2 separate regions of the Homo sapiens genome follow, and region 1 is linked to region 2. Evidence: read pairs that join two places in POLR2A ChIA-PET (ENCODE). Cell type or tissue: OCI-LY7. All regions are shown on one strand. Links, peaks and the distances in the headings refer to the core of each region. The heading gives the core; the rest is flanking DNA. Region 1 overlaps FHIP1A (FHF complex subunit HOOK interacting protein 1A). Region 2 overlaps FHIP1A (FHF complex subunit HOOK interacting protein 1A).

Evidence for each region. Peaks named below come from ENCODE experiments on the same cell type or tissue, not always from the same donor. Only the 100,000 strongest peaks of a DNase experiment are listed, where the experiment ranks them.
Region 1: POLR2A ChIA-PET joins it to region 2 with 5 read pairs; 2 of 35 experiments call an interaction of 5 or more read pairs at or near these places.

The regions. Positions count from the first base shown.
Region 1 is chr4:151,557,801-151,569,274 of GRCh38, reverse strand. FHIP1A (FHF complex subunit HOOK interacting protein 1A) reads right to left here. Exons shown (of 14, transcript NM_001109977.3): 4 at 2,911-3,137. The coding sequence starts at 3,015. Among named protein-coding and RNA genes, the nearest start is that of FHIP1A, 150 kb to the right of the region's middle. In OCI-LY7, for the core only: no CTCF peak of the experiment used is centred there; a DNase peak (open chromatin) is centred at 1,984; H3K4me3 peaks cover 1,467 bases; H3K27ac peaks cover 1,807 bases.
Region 2 is chr4:151,619,139-151,623,138 of GRCh38, reverse strand. All of the region lies in intron 7 of FHIP1A (FHF complex subunit HOOK interacting protein 1A), which reads right to left. Among named protein-coding and RNA genes, the nearest start is that of GATB, 140 kb to the left of the region's middle. In OCI-LY7, for the core only: no CTCF peak of the experiment used is centred there; no DNase peak of the experiment used is centred there.

The sequences.
Region 1 (11,474 bases), core at 1-4,000, 54 kb after region 2:
GCCAACACTTTTTGCTAATTTAACATTTAAAAAAGCATTACACTGGGCAGGTAACAGACACCTGGGCAAATAAAATGCTTCCCAGCTTTGTCTATGCCTCATTCCCTACCAGCCTTACAGGTTTTTCTTGGGTTGCCTCAGGTGAACCCAGGGGCTGCAGTCACAGTAGGCCTAGGAGCTTATGTCAAACTGGAGCTCTTTTCCCAATCCTCTGCAACTGCTCTTCACCCACCCCAGCCCAACAACTCACAGCCAAGAGCTAACGTATGAAACTCCAAAACAACAAATAAGTAGCATTCATTTCCCCCAGCTGAAGATCTCATTCCTTATCTTACTTTTGGTCCCACATCTCTGCCTGGCTCTGATTTTTTTGCCTTCCCCTCTTTTATATGTACCATCCAAAAAAGCTGAAATTGAGCATTTATTCCTAGTATCCATTCTCTGAAATATTATTTTCCTGTCTGTCATCAAAACCTTCCTTTTCCATAGCCAACGTAGCAAAATCTCACTTTCTCCATTCCCAGGCCATTTCCAGCCATAATAGCCCCTTCTCTTGACTTAATTCCTGTAATCATGGTTATTCATTTTGTAATAATGTATCTTGCATTGTCATCTGAATTAGCTTATACATTTTTTAAAGCCCAGACCAAGGCTTATACATTCTCAAGTCCCACGTGTGATGCCTACAGCGACATGCCTGGAGTGTGTGCTCAGTAAATCTCCATTGAACAATAACACTTTTACATTCACATAGATTTCTTCAACCAGCATTTTCATTCATAAAGATAACAGAAAGGCCCTCAAGAGCCTCTGTAGGCAGAGACTGAGAGCATTTTCCAGATTTATTTAAAAGGAAACATCAAGCCTAAAAAAAGGTTAAAAACACCTGTCCAAAGGTAAAGAAATGGCTGAGCCAACAGTAAGACCATGAGTGTCTCAACTTTATAAAAGAAAATATTTAACAACTAAACAGTATCCCCTATGACAAAGTTATCCTTACCTTCAACTCAAGACTTGTCTGCACTGAGAGTACTATGTATCTGTACTGTGCTTCAGAGAACCCAAAATGTGCAATAATACTGAAGTCATTTGTATTGTTATGGAAATGAATAATATGATTCTGGGACCAATAGTCTTTCAACAATGTGACACAATGTACTGGCACATTCCTCACATTTGGAGAAAGCCTGCCTGGGACAGAATCTGACAGGGCAGATGACCCACCTACATATAATCAAGAAGTTGATGATATATCATGTCTTTGGGAAGTGGCACAGAATACTAAATGGATCATATCACAGTTACCCCAGCAGAAATGATTATAATCAAAGGTATTATGCGCAAACGAATAAACAAAATGGGCTGGGAGCGAAGATTACGTAGTAAGATAGACTTCCTAAGCCTAATGAAATGACTGGAGCTGAAAATGTTCTCAGTTAAAAACATATGATTATGCACTAATAGATTTTTTAAATAAGCACAAATAAATAAATTAGTAATCATACAGACACTAATATACAAATGTATAATGTACGTTTTAAACACAAAACAGAAATTTGTAAAAGGTAAAGATAGAAACAGACCTTCTAAAATATTCTTCCTACACCCAATGAACTACTGGGCTCATTCCTTAGGATTCACCACCTCGCCTTGGAGATACTGCTTTAAAATATTTATAAAAGTGCAAAGCCAAAGGTTATTACTCTAATTATCTGGAAAACTCCTAAATTACTTTCTTCCCTTAACTAAAGCATATGTGCCCTAATGTCCATAGCAAATCCATTAAAATTCTAATGGTAAAAGGTCAGAGAATGCACAAAAAATCGGAGAAGGTTTATACTAGATAGTAACAAGAAGCTACAAAGTATAAACGGCTCAGAAGCAGAATTGATTTTGCTTGGTTTTGATCTAAACTGTGTCCCCTATAATTGCTGTGATTTACAGGCTCAGTGCTTTAACCAGTGTGCTGTTTCCGGCCACAAGAAGGAACTGGGTAGTCATTAAAAAACTGTCACATAAATAGCCACTTACCAGCTCACCTGGGGAGTGCAATGTTGGGCAAGTAGTAAAGAATGACAATTTTATTTATTTTACTATGTGTAAACTCCCTAAGGAAAGGGGCGGAATAGTAAATTTTCTGAACATTCAACCCTTAATTATCCACACAGCAGATCAGAGAAGTCAAAGTAAATAATCAAAAAAAATTTTATAATCACTTTGTAATGAAGACATATATTCAGGTATACTCAGGCGTTTTTCATTAAATTACACAGGGACCACCAGCCCCAAAATGGTAGAGCACAGAGATCAAACACACGAGCTTTGGAGTCAAGGCACCAAAGCCTAAGTAATGGGCTTAGTAACTTACTAGTTGTATAACCTTAAGCAAGTTATTTAACCTCGGTAATTTTCTATTCCCTCTTCTGTAAAATGAGGAAACTAACATCAGCTACCTTACAGGTTTGTGGACAAGATTAAATGACATAAGGCATTTGAAGTACTCAACAGAGTACTTGGTAAATGTTTAATAAATGTGTATTTTAGTATTATTAGAGCTTAAGAACTGGAAGGAAATCAGCAGGGAAGAGAGAGAGAGAGGATATAATTATGGTCAAGTATATTGCAAAGCGATATAAAAGTCACTTTAAAGAACAACTGCTGTTCTTCTAAAAATATCCAAGTAACATGCATGTACCCTAATTGCTTTTGTGAAAACCATGGTTTTTGACCAGATACCTATTCTAGGAAAGCAAGAAGAAAAAGTTACTTTTCTTCCTATCTGAAAGAGTTTCCCTCCCTGTGTTTCTAGCAATCTAGTTACCTATCACAGAGGTAGAAAACCCTGATTCAGTGTGATGGAGGCCCCTGGGGTTACTGAGACCAGCAAAAAAAGTGGAATTCATACATTACCTGTGCCCAGTGGTTTTTAAATACAATCATGCATGTTTCTGGGTCAACTCCCTGTAGGCTCACAGCCTGCTGGAGTTTGCTTTCTGTCGAAACCGATGACATCATAAGCCTTCATAAATCAATGCTTCTAAGTCATATTTAATTTTCATTAAAATTTGGTAAGCCGTCACTAACTTTCAAGTTTGAGAAATGTAACTTCTTCACATTTCATTGTCACCTTCCAAAACCTGTAATGGCAATAATAAAAAAATGAATTTTATTATGTTCATAAATTAAATAGGAAACTGACTATTAAATTTAAATCAAAGCTTAGACATTCTCAAAGTCCAACACAGAAAAAAATCTACAAAACAGATATTATACTCAATCTAAAGGCTCTCCTGTTTTCTCCTACTTTGCTACTAAAAATACAAAATAATAATGCTAGCTAAGATACATGAGTAAATGAAACAATTATTGGGTTTCTTCTCTCCACTACAACCAGCCACAACCCCCCAAAATTACTATTCTAAAGCACTCAAGCTCAAGTCTAGTTCCTAGAATCAAGTAAGAAACTATTAGGTTGGTGCAAAAGTAATTGCGGTTTTTGCCATTACTTTCAAGGGCAAAAACCGCAATTATTTTTGCACCAAACTATTATGATACCAGTGTTTGCAGAGTTTAAAAACACTCAGTAACAGGAAAACCATGAGTTAACAGCAAGAGAAATAAACGGCTTGATGCAACTTGGGGGAGGTGTTATAAAACAGCACCCAGATTCCTGGGTCTAATTTGATTGAATATTTTTTTAAATCAATGGCTGTCAGAATTGAAAGGATTCTCAATCATTTTGTGGCTATAAACTAGGTTAAAGTTTCTAGCTTTTCTGAAAAATAATGGAATTCCAAGTAACCTTGACAAATCAGAGATAGAAATGATCCATCAAAAACAAGATAGTGTTTATTAGGTGTGAGTGCAAGGTAGCACACTTACAAATGAAAAATGAAACATGGAAAAAATACAAAGAAATCCTGACTACCAGACAGCAAGTAGGGGAAAAAAGAAATTGAGGTCATAGAGTGTACGGTGAATATGATCCATTTGTGTGGCACTGACGAAAGCAGTAAGGCAGTGGTATTGTCTCACTAGTTTGATCAGCCCATAAAAGGACTGGGTATAATTCAAAATATTATTTTTTTTCGTGTACAGATTGGGAAGAGTTCAGAAAAAAAGTAATTACAACTACCAGAACCCTGGAAAACAAAAGCCATAATAAAAGTTTGTAGACTTGTAATGTCAAAAGAAAACAGGGGGTAGCCATTATCAACACAGTAATAGGAAGGGTATTACAAGGAGAACACCGATCGGCTATTCCTCCCTACAAACAGTAAGATGGGAGAAAGTGGGCTTCAGAGGAGACTCAGGGGTTAAGTTCCTTGTGGGGAGTAGAATTAGACACTGGAAAATAGTTTAGGAGTATTTAAAACAAGCACTTCTGTTAGTAGGAGGGCAACCATTCGACATGAAAAGGTCTTAGAAAGAATTTTTGGGACATAAGAACAGAACACTTGCAAGCATAGTACTGAGGAAAGAAACATTTTTGAAAAAGAATGGAGGAGGGTTAAGGTATATAGAAAGGACGACCTGTTAGAAGAAGTACACAAATCACATACTCCAGGAAAACTGCCTGTGTGTTTCTTCTACAGCTGTATTTTATTATGAAAATTGAATTCCCCAAACTAAAATTCCAAATACTACAAACTTGTTTTCAGTGGACACTGTCCAGTGGCAACCATAGTCCTTTGCTACTATTGGGTCCATCTGGTGTTTCAAACATCAAGAGTGGCTATCCCACATTTGCAGGGTACGCATTCTCCCGTCCCCACAGTCCCTGCCACTCCCTGTGATCTTACTGCCAGAACCTTCACCTCATTCAGGTTACCTCACTAGCCCTTATAAACATTTACATTTACAGCCTTGTTTTAAATGATAAGAGATAAAACAAGATTCTGAATCAACTTCCTTGTTATTCTACACACTACATTTCTGTGAAAATGTCAAGGCCTTTCATTTAGGTTACATAATGATCATAACGAAGAAAATCAAAGTTTTGTGTTATCCCAGAGATCGAAAAGCTACAAGACTCAGGTCTTTCCAGCTCCAGAATTCAAAGATTCTTCTTCAAAGGTATGAAAGGAACATACATCATGCCAATTGCTTCTAAATCAAAAACAGAAAGATATGCTAAGATCCTTCAAGTTAGTTTTCAGAAGGAATTTACATGCAATCTTCTCAGAAACGGTGAGAATGCAGTATAGACAGGATAAATAGCCAATGTCATGAGCTTACTAGTTTGCTGTTGTTGTTGTTTGTTGGTTGTTGTTGTTGTTTTATTAGAGACAGGGTCTCAATCCGTCACCAGGCTGGAGTGCAGAAGCCATCATAGCTCACTGCAGCCTTGAACTCCTGGGCACAAGCAATCCTCCCGCCTCAGCCTCCCGACTAGCTGGGACTACAGGCATGTGCCACCACACCTGTCCAATTTTTTTTTTATTTTTTGTACAGACAGGGTCTCCCTATGTTGCCCAGGCTGGTCTCGAACTCCTGAGCTCAAGCAATCCTCCCGTTTTGGCTTCCTAAAGGGCTAGGATTACAGGCATGAGCCACCATGCCCAGCACAAGTTAGTTTTGATAGAAATAGAATATAAATCTCTATATTCCCAGTCCAATGCTAAAACTCCCAAGAGAAGAACAGAGGACAGAATGGAGGCAAAAGCTGTAAGTAGGTAAAGCAGCTGCAGTCACTAAAATATGAGTCTGTCATGAATATGGCATCATCAGACGTTTCTCCTTTCTTTCCCTCTGCACTCTTCAGTCTAAGGTACGTGATGTCAAAAATGTTTCAAGTAAACCTTGCCACTTTTGGCACACATCCAGTCTGTTCTTCCCGTAAAGACACACATGCACATTGACTCAAATTTCATGCCTGAGAGAGAGCTCTACAAACCATTTAGATGCCAAGGAGTGATTTTTTTTTTATCTTTCTTCAAAAAAACCACCAACACAAAAAAAACACTCAAAGAACTCTGCAACAGTGGGTGCATGTAGGTGTGTGGTGTGGTTGAGTTTTTTGGTTGTGGTAATGGGCAAGAAAGAGATGAGCTGTCAAAATATATATACAATAGCTTGATATTTCAGCATAAATTCTACACTGCAAAGACAGAACTGACTATAGACATTATTGAGTGGCCATATTTATATCTCATTAATATTATATATAAAAATACTTTCCATCAATAAGGAAAGAAAAATTATATTAAATATTGTTAGAGACAGGGATAACTGGCCAAATAATTATATCTATTTTTATTTGCTGTTTTTCAAAAATATATTTATTTGACGATGCAAAAAGCAAAACATATGCTTCCACCTTACAGAATTATAAAATATATCATATAATCATAAAAGCTCAGATTCTAGCCATCTAAATCACACCTCTTTTCCAATGTAAAAATTTCTTCACTTTTTCCAGTGTAAAAACTTCATTCCCAGATAGACATCTTACCCAACTTCAGACTATTTGGACAGCTACAATAATTAGAAAAGCTAAAAATATGTCAAAATCGCATTTCCTCCTGAACTTTCAATAACTATATTTTGATATATCCCTTTCTCACTATCAGACTAAACTTAAATTATAAACATCTTGGCATTTAAATATTATCTCATACAATCCTTCAATTCTTTTATCTGTTTAAATAAATACTCTCTAATGATGAACTATTTTTAAAAATTCTTAAGGGAAAGAAATGGAATGGCCACCTTAAGGGGAGACGGAGCCAGAGGAACATTTTTATTGAAGGAAAAGTGATTATATTGGCAGGCCTAATGGGAATGAACCAATGAACATGGATAATTTGAAGATACAAGAAAAAGATTTTTGATGGAGCAAAAGGAGCAGAAGAAAGGTGAGATCAAGAACACAGGCAGGAGAGTGCTAGAGATAAAAGGGAGGCAAAGCCAAGTCTTTCACAGTGAGTTTCCAAACCAAAACCACTACCTTATACTTGATGGGAAGCACAGCTGGCTCCCTTCCTACCCCTCCTTCTTCATCCCTCCTGATATTACTCTGGTTGGTTTGTGGAAATGGCTAGAGAATATAGGTAGATTTAAAGTAGGGAACAAAGGGTAATGGCTAAGAGTTGTTGGCTCAGTCCAAGCCTGAAAGTCTAAAAATTTAAAGTCCCAACCTGGGAACCTGAGCTTTGAGCTAGGAGGCAGGGACCCAAAACTCTAGTTCTAGCTCTAACCAGCTGTGAAACCTTGAGTGAAAAATGGGACTCTTCTTTTGGAATGTCACTTAAGTAAGCAGTTACAACTAAAGTAGGATTTCTTAGGTCTCTTACAGCTTGAGTCATTATTTTATGTACTTTATCACAACTGTTATACCAATTGGAGAGGGGTAATCAGATAATCATTAAAGAAGGATGATGGCCTTTGTACAAAAATCTTTATAAGAAATCTAGTTGCAGATGGGATTCTTTTTACTACTAAGGCATATTTGACTTAAGGAACGTACAGCACAGGAATCAGCCACAGTAAATATAATTCCATGATTGAGGTTTTTTTTGTTTATTTCCTGAGCAACTGCCAATAGAAAAATTCATTGTTTGAGAATGTACTTTGGAATGCCCTGAATTGGCTGCTACTAAATACATAAAAAATATATAAAAAGTCTATTACTGTAAATGTGCTTATCATGTAAAATTCCATCTAAGGATGAAGACTCATCAAATATTGGGAACACCTTAAGAGAGGTGAACCTTGTGCCCTCAATTATAACTAATAGCAGTATTGAGGAGGGTGTTTCATTTTGGGTCAAATTACCTCAGACAACCTCTTCTTAGAGCCTCATAAAATCCTATTAAACCTAAATCCTCCCTGTGCTCTAATCTTCTGGCCCAGTTCTCTTTTCTCTCTCACCACAATATCACAGGGCAATGCTGGACTGCGAAAAATAAAGCAAGCATCTAATAGCCCCCTATTCTTCTGGACCTTGTGCTTAAGCCTCCCTCAATTTGCCATAGTTTAACTCCAGCTCATTCACTGTAAAACGTCCATCATTTCAGTAAATCAGAATCTTATTTCATTCCACCAACTTCTAGGTCACCAGTTAACACACAAAATGTGCACAAAGAAAATTCGGTCAATACACACATTCCAAATGGTTTCCAGCTTTGGAAAATACATGCTTCAAAACAGTAACAAGATACCTAAAACTTAATAATCCCACGAAACAATCCTACCTCGTTTTACACCTTAATTTCACAAGAACAGGCTACCAACTATGTCATACCCAAGTGCCATGCAACTGACTGATGAGCAGAATAAATGTGAAAAGAAAAATTAAAATATTCAAATTCCTATCTGAAATTTGTTTTTGGACTTAATTTTAAAGCTATTTAGGAAACTAAGTAGATCAATTATACCTCGATAAAGCTTAAAATTAAAAAAAATTTAAAGAAGAAACTAAATCCCTATAGGCAAGGATTTAGAATGTAAAAATTATGTATTTTGAAATTTATAGCAAGTATTGAGATATCAGCTCCTTGGCGATTGAACAGAAAAGTTTCTTATACACATAGGGTGATTTGTTGAAACCTAAAAATTGGACCATTCTTGGGGAAAGTCTCCCCACCAACCCAACTGATCACTGTACTCTTGATAGTATACACCATCCTTTCACATCACTATTTTGTTGAAAGCTATTAAGAAACAACTTGTTTAAGATTCTTGCCACAAAACCCTAAAAGTTGACTAAGGTAAACGCAGAAAAAAATGATCTGACAAGTTCTATAGGGTAGAACTTGAAAGGCGAGACTTGAAGTAGATGCTCTGAATCTTTCTAAGAAGAACCCTCTCACTTCATAAAGTTATATTCAAAAAATGTTCCTGGAAAAAAAACAGAAATGTAAGTTTTTGTCTTGGTCATGTTCTCTGGAAGAGTAGGTACCTTTGGCAAGTGATGTTGTTTAGTCTAATACCTGTATCTACAGTTTTGTCAATCAGAATTAGTTCCCCACCCAGTGCTTTAAATCCCTTCATGTGAACATGTGCAGCTTTGCAACCTGTAGTGTTATCCAGATGATGTGATGCTTACCTTTTGAAACGTAAAAACCAATCTTTCAAAAAGGTTCTTTATCTACATGATATAAAAGTACTAAGTGTAATTAGTGAAATAACAATAAAATTCCATATACATCCATGAATCTCATAAACTGTGGGCATATTTTTCTGAAGAGAGGTGGCTGTAGTTTTCAGCCAATTCTATAAAGGGTCCATGAGGTGCCCCGCTTCAATAAAGTTTAAAACCCACTTTAAAGATGCATTCATGGTAAAACCATTGAGAATCGAGTCCCAAAACAGGCTAATAGCCAGTTCACATTCTCATGGTATTACTGAAGATGTAGTTGTGGAATTTTGTGACTTCTGTGATAACAAAAAGTTCTGCTATGAACAGAGCAGAAGTAAAAAGAACTCATCTCATGAAAGTCACACAGATATCATGGAGTCTGACTCAGACTATCAAGTCAGAGTCAGACACATTCTCTTAGCCACCAATAACTCTCTATCTATAGCTACTAATTACACTAGTACCTTGCAGCATTGTTTAAATGGTAAATGATTGAAAAGACCCTACATATCCATCAATACTGGTTTGGTTATATAAACGACAGCACTTCTATGTAATGGAATACTATGTTACAATTATAAAAAAGATACAGCTCTTAATGTACTGATAGGATAAGGCTGCCAAAATATATACAGAACAGCAAGTATAGTATGCCACGATTTGTGTAAGAAGAAAAGCAATGTATTAGCCCATATGATTGTAGATGCATAGAAGATTTCTAAGAAGATACACAAGAACTCTTAAGGTGGCTGAGTCAGCACAGGGCAGTGGGGGCTGGGGGACAGCTGAAGAAAGAAGACTCACTTTTCAAACTGTACCTTCTTTGACTTTTTGAACTTTGTACCATATTTATGTACTACTTAGCAAAAACATTTTTTATTTAACAAAATAAAAGCAAAAGAACAACTTAAATAAAAGGAAAAGGACTTGCTATGTCTACCATAAGTATAGCAATGACAACATATTTGAAGTCTCTTCTGAGTCTCAATATGAAAGGAAAGTACCTGCACGATGAGTATAGCCTGATGGGTATGAGTAGGGATAAAAGAGTAGCTTAATACAATATGCTATTTGACTCCATCATAATGACTACCAAATGTCTGAAAGATATTTAACAGAAAACATATAAAGGAAAACCAACTGCATCTGTACCTAGAAGAGTTGTTAACTTCCAATGGAATAAATATATACAAAAATAACATATCAGGAAAATGTAAATAATTCACAGAAGAGTGGTAGTCTTATTTTCAGAAGCACTTTTTAAGTGGTTGTCTTAATATTATTGTTGCACAATACTCAGTGAATTAAATTTATGCAATTTACCTTCAGTCTAAGTGACTAGCTCTAGGAATTTGTAAAATTAATCTTTTGCCAAAGTTTTTGTCAGTCTAGATCAGTGGTTCCCCAAATGTGGTCTGAGGGACCCTAGGGTTCCCCAAAACCCTTTCAGGGAGCCTCAATGGTTCTCAACAATTTTTTCTAGGACCTCTTTTTAAGGAACAACGAAATCGGTCAAAGTAAATGTAGCTCACTACGAAGATTTCTCATATCCAGAAAAGCTTCCTGCACTCAGCTTACCATAACTTCACTTAAGCAGTTTGAGCACTATTCACTGCAACACTTTTTCTGTTTGTTTGTTTTGTTTTGTTTTGTTTTGTTTGAGACAGGATGTTGCTCTGTTATCAGGCTGGAGTACAGTGACGCATCTCGGTTCACTGCAACCCCTGCCTCCTGGGTTCAAGCGATTCTCATGCCTCAGCCTCCGAGTAGCTGGGAATACAGGCGTGCACCACCACGCCTGGCTAATTTTTGTATTTTTAGTAGAGACACGGTTTCACTATGTTGGCCAAGCTGGTCTCGAACTCCTAAGCTCTAGTGATCTGCCCGCCTCAGCCTCCCAAGGTGCTTGGATTACAGGTATGTGCCACTGCACCTGGCTACACCACAACTCTAAAATTGGCTTTTCTTATGAGATTGTTTTTCTACTCGTACAAAACCTATTCTCTCCAACTAAGATTTATTCTGAAAACTAAATATTATTATGCACCTGTAAATAAGTTTCTTAGACTTCCTCTTTAAAATATTGCACTCATTAATGGCAGATCTAACTGCTTTGAAGCTTTCATTTTGTCCCAAGCATCATTTTGTGAAATTCTGACAAGATTGTTTACCCCTGAATAAAGCAGTACTGTATCTCACTCAACAAAGAATACATTCTCAATGTCTCTCCCTTATATATAGAACAACATACACTGTAGCACACGCACATACACGTGTAAGTCTAGCTCAGCATACAGATGTAAATAATAATCAATAGTTGTTGCCTTTTCAGAGACCCTACAATAGAAAAAGCCTCGTGTCACCTTCAATTAGCAAAGGGTAAAGGAGGATC
Region 2 (4,000 bases), core at 1-4,000:
TGGTCCTATGTCCAATGGGCCGATGCTGCAACTAGCGTTGGCCAAGTTGAAGGGTTACTGCTTTCATCACATCCAAAGTTATTTTTGCTTGCTTATCATAAACCTCTCTCCTTGGAGGATTCAGCAAATGGCTACGTCTATAGCCTCCTTTCCTATACTATGTGTGCATAACTTGTACCCTACAGCTTCATTATGATATAATTTATTAGAGTATAATGCAGTATATGATCCATTATACTTGAACCTCATCTAATAAAGTTTAACTATTGAATACCCAAATAACCCATAAGAAAGGTAATTCATAGCATGGTCCTGAGGTAATAATTAACAAGGAAATATGGGGGCATTTTGGCTCAGAAACAAAGATCTGAGGGGTATTCCAAAGATCACTTGGTTCTTCTCTTTCTTGTTTACTAATTGTTCCACAGAGTCCTTTTTTGATTCAAACTTCTTGGTTACAATTTAAGAAACAATAAAAACAACATCACTGACCAGTTACTGAGCACCGAGTATGCAACTAAGGACTATTCGAAGCATATTGTTTCAGTTATTTGAGTCCCAACAATCTTATGAGAACTAACTCCAGATGGTCCAAGCAGAAAAGATACTTACTGAAGGGGTGTCTCACAGAATCACCAGAAGGCTGGAGAGACAGGCTTAGAAAGAAAAAGAGGTCTGGTGCTGGGCTGCCAAAACACAGACACCCACGACACCCTTCTTTCAAATTCAAACAGAGATTACACGGCTTCTTTCAGCAACACAGCTTAGTCGAGGCTCATAATCTTTTGCATCAGAAGAAAGTACTCCTCATTATAAAGGGAGATTCCACCTGCTGTAATTTAAATTGTACCTTACCCTGCCCTCATCTTAATAAGTGGTGATGGAGAAATGCTGTCCCCCCAAAACTCAACTTTCCTATTCCAGAATTCTTATTAAACCTCTCAGACTCCCCTTTTCTAGGCTGTCAGTTCCCCTTCTCAGTTTTCATAATACACATATTCATCCTTTAAGATTGCAAACTTACTGCAGAAATGACTACAACTGACCTGCAACATGAATTCTCAAAGGACCTGATGCACCACCAGGTACTCAGAGTAATCAATAAATGTGTCAAGATGGAAATCAGCAGCCCTGTTACTAATAAAAACACTGGATTTCCAACAGCCCATGTTGGGGATGCCTTCCTTAGCAGGGTAGTTATATTAATTTTACAATGCCTGAACAGCAGGGGAAATTTTCCATTTATAGTGAATAACATTTCATTGAAAATGCAGAGCGTAACTCATTCCATGCTCTTCAATTATGGCAACCTCGAAAAGTGATCCACTGGAAAAAAAAAAAAAGAAATGCTTCCTCAGGCTTCTCCCTATTTATCTTCCTGATTAATAAGACAATACTACTGAATGCTGATGAGACTGACTTTAAAACCCACAGTAGAGGGGAAATGGTCCATGGGCCAGAACCCCAACCAGCAGCTTCTCTAGAATGAAGTATCTGAGAACCACTGCAAAAACGCAGCATCTAATGCCTGCCATTCCATTCCACGCAACCCCCCCAACTCCTCCCCCACGCACCCCCCACCACCCCCTGCCACACACACACAATCTCCCTGATGGGTTAAATGTATCATTCGGCAGTGGAATTTAAGTTTAGACCAATTTTCCTAGACACTCAAACTGTAACAAAGTAACAAAGCAAGCTCTGATGATAAAAGACAGATTTCACTCCTAGCTTATTTTCCATGAGCACCGGAAAGACCTCAATACAATGGGAAGGCAGAAAACACACACATATCTGCCCAAACAAATTCAATAATTGCAGTTATTCTGTTCGTTTCTCTCTGTTGTCCCAGACCTGCACATCATCTGGCACTGGATAATCACAGAGGAGCATCCCATCAGAATGATTCCTGCTTTACCTCACCTGAAACGCAAGTCAGACACAAAAATGAGGGGACAGCAAGCCCTCAAAAAAAACTTAGTGTGCGGTGAGAGAAAATTTAGCAAGAAGATAAAATAAACAGACTAAACTCCTTCTCTGTTTTCCTTGCTTTTTGGTTTTCTTACTTGAAGAAAATCTTGCAGGGCCTTTGTTGCTGATAAATTTTTAATGTTCTCTTAGGATAGTGCAGGGAAAGAATAAAAGATTCACACCAACTTTCAGACCAGATCTTCCCTCCACTCTCTGCATTTGTTTCCAAGATGAATACCACCTGGCTGCCTTAGATAAGGTGGGGTTTTGTGTGGGGTTTTTTTTTTTTATTCTCGGTGTGTAGGGAGGGTGGGACCCTTTCTATCTTTTCATAATTCTGATGCTTAAGAACCCAATCGTTTGGTACCATTATCTCCCTCATGCACTTGTTGAAGTTAAAAAAAAAAAAAGATATCTAATTTTCCATTTCAAATCAGAGATCAATGTAAGCTTAATTTATAATGCTAATTTCCTTTCCTACAATGGAAGAGAAGTAATGGAGAGGTCAGGGATGAGGAGACTCTGTAGGACCTGTAGATCTACTCAGCCTCTGAAAATTTACTCTGTGCCTATTTGTGATAAGACAATGCATACAGTTTTGTCAGCTAACTTCTATTATTTTAAAAATATAAAACCAGGCAAGAAGAGCTATACTAGAAGAAGGGACAGAATCAGGTATGTCAGGGTCAAATGCTTAAGACGACCTCTAGGCTAGTTGAGACTGGCCTCTGAGCCACAGCCAGCCCATATAGGGCATTTCTGCAAATTAGAAATAGATCTCTTTGGGCAAAGTAGCCCCCCAAGCCCACAGTTTGGTAAGCAGATGGCTTGGCCAGAGAAGAAGGTGTCTTCTGCCAATTAGAGAAGGGTGCCTCTTCCTGTGGGTGGACACAGCCCCATGCCAGGACACAAAGTCTGGCAAATGGAACATGAACACCATCTCTCCTATCTGCACCCTCAGCAGGCTGCCCTTGTGCAGTAGACAACCTGCCCAACTCTATGCAGTGGCCCTGCAAAGCTTGTGCCTTTCCAATAATTATAATAATAGAAATTTCCAGTTTCCCATCAATGGAAATGAAATTTTGTTTACATGTAAGAAGCTTTGAGGTTTATGGCAGGCACTACTAAATGTCTCCCCAATATTTATTCTCCCTCTCTTCCTTGGGAATAAACCCTGACTTTATAATAAAAAACCACATTTCCCTGCTTCCTTTGCATCTAGATGTTACTATGTATGTTTTGGCTAGTGAGTTGTAAATAGAACTGGTGTGCAGAATATGAAAGGATCATTAAAGGGAGTTTTCTGTAATGTAAAGGGAGTTTTCTGTTATCCACAGCTAAACCTTAGGCACACCGATTCAGTGTTTTCTCTGAGTAAGAGAAATAAAATATGCTTTGTAAGTAAATTGCTATAGATATCTCAACCCCAGCAAACACTTAGAACAGTGCCTGGCATATATTGGGTGCTTAAAATATATATGTTGAATGAAATAATTAACAAATGAATGTTTTAGAACTGAAGAATACCAACTAACATTTATTCGCAGCCCATGATAAAGCAGAAATGTAACATCAAGTAACAAGTAATCTAGTAACATTCTCCCATTCAGTGTTTTCAAACTTTTTAACACTAAGACTCATCAAAATAAAAATATTTTACAATAATATCTAGTACTCACCATTACTAAGTGCAATGCACTCTGATATTTTCTATTTTATTCAACTTTAAATTGTGACCTACCAAATTGACTTCATGACTTACTCATGCAACAACTCAGTGTTTGAAATCTGTTTAAAAATATACACTAGACAGACTAACTTCTCTATTAGCTTTTCTGTTAACTAACCAATAAGAGACAACACTAACATTTAATTTTTTAAGTTAAAAACCAAAAATTGTTTTAATTTACTGGAAAAAAACAGTGGCACAAATGACCAAAACACTACTTATATTTTGTTTGCTATTTTTGTACAATAGTTAAATATGATCATGGATGTCTTGAGAAGTCTACAACATAAAGCAAGTAAT